Linked DNA regions of Homo sapiens: region 2 is linked to region 1. Evidence: chromatin loops called from intact Hi-C (ENCODE). Cell type or tissue: heart right ventricle. All regions are shown on one strand. Region 1 overlaps CCDC97 (coiled-coil domain containing 97). Region 2 holds the start of B3GNT8 (UDP-GlcNAc:betaGal beta-1,3-N-acetylglucosaminyltransferase 8).

The links. Hi-C counts contacts between places; a loop is a spot of excess contacts. Peaks named below come from ENCODE experiments on the same cell type or tissue, not always from the same donor. Only the 100,000 strongest peaks of a DNase experiment are listed, where the experiment ranks them.
Region 2: a loop joins it to region 1, with 3 times the contacts of the local background. A loop is called at or near these places in 31 of 110 quality-filtered maps.

The regions. Positions count from the first base shown.
Region 1 is chr19:41,320,484-41,322,983 of GRCh38, forward strand. CCDC97 (coiled-coil domain containing 97) reads left to right here. Exons shown (of 5, transcript NM_052848.3): 5 at 2,112-2,500. The coding sequence ends at 2,232. Among named protein-coding and RNA genes, the nearest start is that of CCDC97, 12 kb to the left of the region's middle. RefSeq lists an enhancer at 1-186 and silencers at 1,241-1,535, 1,621-1,915, 2,084-2,500. In heart right ventricle, a CTCF peak has its summit at 1,467 (motif pointing right); a DNase peak (open chromatin) is centred at 1,435; H3K27ac peaks cover 2,020 bases.
Region 2 is chr19:41,426,633-41,429,132 of GRCh38, forward strand. B3GNT8 (UDP-GlcNAc:betaGal beta-1,3-N-acetylglucosaminyltransferase 8) reads right to left here and starts at 742. Exons shown (of 2, transcript NM_001385648.2): 1 at 652-742; 2 at 1-178. The coding sequence starts at 146. RefSeq lists silencers at 783-892, 913-1,062. In heart right ventricle, a CTCF peak has its summit at 1,122 (motif pointing right); DNase peaks (open chromatin) are centred at 135, 809 and 1,746; H3K4me3 peaks cover 2,344 bases; H3K27ac peaks cover 2,500 bases.

The DNA.
Region 1 (2,500 bases):
TCCACCTCCCCATCCCCCAGCCCAGCATCCCACGGCCTTTGGTCACATGCAGAGCCCTTAACAAGCTGTGGGGGTCTCCCTTTGTGGAGCTACAAGGCCCCAAAACAGTTCCAGGATGTGGGGTTGAACAGCCAAAGGAAGAGGCTGGGTGACCTCGGACTAGCCTTGTCCATCTCAGACCCTCAGTCTCCTCACCTCTAAGGCAGGGGATGGACAGGGATGACATATAGCTCAGTATCAATGAAACCCTGAAACACTTCCCTCCTGGCAATGGCAGAGGCTACTACCCCAAGCCCCCCAAGTCTCCCTAGGAAGCCCAACCTCTTCCGCTTCACCTTGGACCTCCTCATGCTGCAGGAAGTAACCCCTGGCAAAGTTCATGCCCGGCATGGAGGGGCCTGCACTGGCTGCCCCCACAGTTACAGTTGTTCATTTCTCCAGTAGCACCCCAGGGCTGAGACACGTGGGCCACCTGCTTTGGAAAAGGACCCAGGAGAGTGATGTGTCAGTCAAAGATTGGTTTTGTCATTTAAGGTAGCTTTGCCTTGTGGTCCCAAACACTGGGCCCAGCAGCAGAGGACCCTCCTTGGTTTCACATCCAGCCCCGATGACATGTGAAATGTGTGACCACACATAAGCGGACCCTACGTCCGTCCTGAGGTGGGCTCATCAGGAAAGTGGGAATTGTGATTGCCCCTGCCGTGGGGCCCAGCCATGGTCACCAGAGCCTCCTCCCATTCTGGGATCCCTGGCTCTTGAATGGAATCTGGCTGCTCCACTTCCAGCCAGGCAGGCCTGCTCAGAGCCCCAGTTCCTGCACGCAAAGTGGTGAGCAGAGGGCCTGGACCATGGGGACCCTCATTCAGCAGGCATCACTGCTGTTCCCAAGCCAGGGCCCAGGAGGAAATTGGGGGTGGCAGGGACCACAGTGTGTTGCCTCGGGAGGGCAGCAGTGGCCCCGACGTGTCCCCCATCCGTGCATTCAGTTGGCATGTGCTGAGCATCTGTGATGTCCACAGGCTCTGGGGATAAGGCGGGGACCAAAACCAACGAAAGGCTTCCCTGCCTGAAAAGGGGTCCCACTCTAGTGAGGAAGATCTAGAATTTTCTAGCACTTCATGGTGATGGGGCCATGAGGAAAAGTGAAGCAGTGGGAGGGGAGTGACAGGGTGGCTAGGGAAGGCCTCTCTGAGGGGCTGACAGCAAAGGCCTGCAGGAAGTGGGAGGAGCATTCCTGGCAGAGGCCATAGTAGGTGCCAGAGCCCCCAGCAGCACCAAGGGGCAGAAGGGGCTGGAGCAGTCGCAAGGGGTCGCAAGGGGGTAGGAGATCTCTGAGTGGCCAAATCAAGCTAGGCTTGGCAACCCAAGTGCGTGCTGCTGGGTTTACTTGCTGCCTTAGGGCATGGGCAGCTGTCCTGCCTGTGGTCAGCTCTGGCTAATCCCGGCCTCTATCCACTGGAGGGCAGTAGCAAGCCCCCAGTGATGACGTCAAAATGTCAAAATGCCGTGGGGGCAAAATTACCCCCAAGTGGTTCTTTGTTGAGAGCCACTGCCTGCTTGAGAATGTAAGCCCATGTGTCGCCACATTTTACAGCTTTTTAAGAAAAACTAGAGCTTTGGGGTTTTTTTTAGACAGGGTCTCCTTTGTCACCCAGGCTGGAATGTGGTGGTTTGATCATAGCTCACCGCAGCCTTGACCTCCTGGCCTGAAGTGAGCCTCCCGCCTCAGCCAACTGAGTAAGCTGGGACTACAGGTGCTCACCACCACGCCTGGCTACTTTTTCAATTTTTTTGTAGAGACAGGGTCTCCCTTTGTTGCCCAGGGCTCCAACTGCTGGGCTCAAGCCATCTTCCTGCCTTGGCCTCCCATAGTGCTGGGATTGCAGGCATGAGCCACCATGCCCAGCCCAGAGTTTTTGTGCAAACTCTGATTTGGAAAATGTTCCCTTGAGTTTTAAACCCTGAGAGTTTTAAACACTATCTCCCTTGGGAGGGTCAGCTCTGACGGCTGCCAGCACATGGCCTTTGACATCAGGGTGCCCCAGGCCTTTGACCTGGGCATCCGAGGGTCCCAGGGAGACCCAGTCCTTGACAGCCTCCTCCTCCTGCAGCACAGTAGACGACAACCCCGACTTCGACAACCTCGACATCGTGGCACGGGATGAGGAGGAGAGGTACTTTGATGAGGAAGAACCTGAGGATGCGCCCAGCCCAGAGCTGGATGGGGACTGATGGCCGCCACCCTTCCCACCGCCTGCCCCATCCCCATCCCCAACAAGGCAGCTGATTCCAGGCCTGCTCAGTGACCCTTTCTCTAGGGGGACATCAGGGCAGTGCCCCACAACCCACACACACCACCATCTCACTGGGTCTAGTCTCATCTCAGACAACCCCCACCCCCACTGTTTCTGGGGTTCCCTTTCTCATCTCTCCCACCCTGTCTCCTGCCTCTGTCTTTCTTGGTGTCTGTCTGGGCTTCTTTCTGTCTCTTTCTGTCTTT
Region 2 (2,500 bases), 110 kb after region 1:
TTGGCTGGCGTGGGGCTTGGCGGGGTGCCCCGAGGGCTGGGGTAGGCCTTGCTGAGCCGGGACTCGGATGTCCACTCGATGTACACTTTGAGGCCCAGGAGTGTGAGCAGTGCTGACAGGCAGAGAAGGCACTTGGGGCAGCGCATGACCCGGCCCAGGGAAGGGGCGGCCGCGGGAGCTACAAGGGAGCCACAGGGGAGCCACGGAGGCCATTGGGGTGTGGGGATGGGCCTCCAGAGAGGGCCCAGCCAGGCCCCAGGCAGACAGCTTCACAATCTCCCATAGTCCCCGCCAACCCCCATAACAGATTCTCTCGGTCCCAGATCCTAAACAGCTCCCCTGACCCAGGGACCTCGTTGGTCCTTATTCCTAGACCTAGGAGTCCCCCATTCCAATCCCGTACCAGCACCCTGTTCTTCCCACTCCGTCCAAATGCTTCCACCTTCCTAAAAGCCCAAGGGTCTACCTCTTCCCTGTCTCCATCCAGGACAAGGGACCTTGCCGTCTATCTCCTCCCTCTCCCTCCATTTATTGCCCTCACCAGGAAATCAGGAGCGGGATTCCTAGCTCCCTGGGGTTAGAAACCCAGCCTGCCTCCCGCAACACCCCAACCCCAGGGACTGGGGAACCAGGGATCCCATGCTTTTTTACCTCTGGGTCTGGCTCCCGCCAGCTCCGGGTGCCGGCCTCAGGTCAGGCCTCCCTCAGCTCCCTCTGATCTGCCTGCCCCAGCCCCTGTGTTGTCGACCGGCGGGGCCCAGCCCTGCCCAGCCAGTCCAGAGGGGCGGGGAGGGGAGTGGAGCGGGAGCAGGGAGGGCCCCAGGGGCCGGGGCGGGGCTGAGGCAGGAGAGAGGGAGGGAGGGAGGGAGGGAGGAGGGCAGGAGGCCGACCTGAGAGATGGGGCTCTGGCGTGTTAGGGCTGGTTTCTGGTGAGACAGCTGGGAAGGGTGCAGGGGGCAGCCACAGAAACAAGACGGGGGCTTTGTGAGGCCTGGGAGGGGAGAACCAGGGCCAGGGGGTGCCAGGGAGGGTGGGGCTGAAGGCTGGGCCTGGGCTGGGGAGTGTTAGAGTGACCAGGGCGAGGCAGGGTCCCACTGAGGCAGAGATGGGGAGGCTGAGAGGCTGGCGCCCGGCTGCACCCATGGCCAGGAGGCGGCAGTGAATGTGCTGAGTGGGAAGGGATCGGCGGGCCTGCCAGAGGGATGTTTGTTGTTGCTGCCCAGTCAGGGTGAGGTGGGGGGAACGGGGCTGGTGAGGAGAAGGAGAGACAGAGACATTGTGGAGAGGGAAGAGACGGCCAGGGAGCAGAGAGAGGAGAACTGGGGTGAGACAGGCGATGGAGAGAGCTGAGGGGGAGAGAGAGAGAAGACGGGCAAGTGGGAAGGTGGCCAGGAGGGAGAGGGGGAGGGAAATGGAGATGGCGAGAAAGATAAGGGGTTGCGGAAGCCCTGTGGGGTGCTCATGGGGAAAGAGAGGTTGAGAGAGGCAGGTGGAGGGCAGAGGGGAGGGACTCAGGCTTCCGAGCCAGACCCAGGCAGAGGCGGAGAGGGAGCCAAGGGGAAGAACAGGAGAGGAAAAGACTGGAGCTTCAAGGGCAATAGAGGGTGACGGGGTGGGGCCCACGGGGAACCCCGGGAGCTAAGCTGATCCCCTGTACCTCCTCCATCCCTCTCGGCACCCGGGCTGCCTGCCCAGCAGCGTGGGAATCTGTTCCTACCTTACCCCCAACCTCCGGCCTGGAGCCAGCCTCACCCCGGGCCCCTCCCCTCCCCCAGCGGCACTGTGACTCCAGGAACACTCACATCCAGCCCCTTGGGGCAGGAGGGGGTGTCTGCCTGTGTTTGCATCCCTGCCCTCCAGGGGCCCCTGCTGTTGGGACTGCATCAGCTCTCTGAAGACCTCCCAAGACATGGGGTAAGACTAAGGGGCTCCCACTAAGCCTGGGCTGACCCCTTCACTCCACCCTGGTTTGGGGCAGGCCTGTCCCCATCATGGCAGGAACACAGTCTGTCAGCAGCAGCAGTTGATGATCTGTCCAGCCCTGATTTCCTCCCCCAAAGTTTGAATAATGGAGCCTGTGGGAACAGCTGGAGGAAGAGAGTGGGGAGGAAGTGGTGAATATTAATGGAATAATAGTTGGAGTGGGAAATGACAGCTAGGGGCTGGGGGCAGGGGCCCGAGCACCTCCTGAGGGAGTCTGCAAGCCCACTCCACTCTGGGGCTGGGGGAGAGGGACTCCAGGCCCCCTGAGCTCATCTAGCTTCTGGGGGCAGGGGGTGCTGCTCCTCCTGGAAGCATTAGGAAGCTTCACAAGGTGCCTTTCTTTTTGCCTTTGCCATGTGCCTCAGTCCGGGTCCAATCAGGAGAGAGAAACCACACAGGAATGGGAATAGGGAAAGTTCAATATACAGAATGATTAACTCTCATGGGATTGGCCACTAAGGGGTGCCTTCTTGGGGAACATGGTTGGAGGGTGGACATGCTGGTGGAACACGATCAT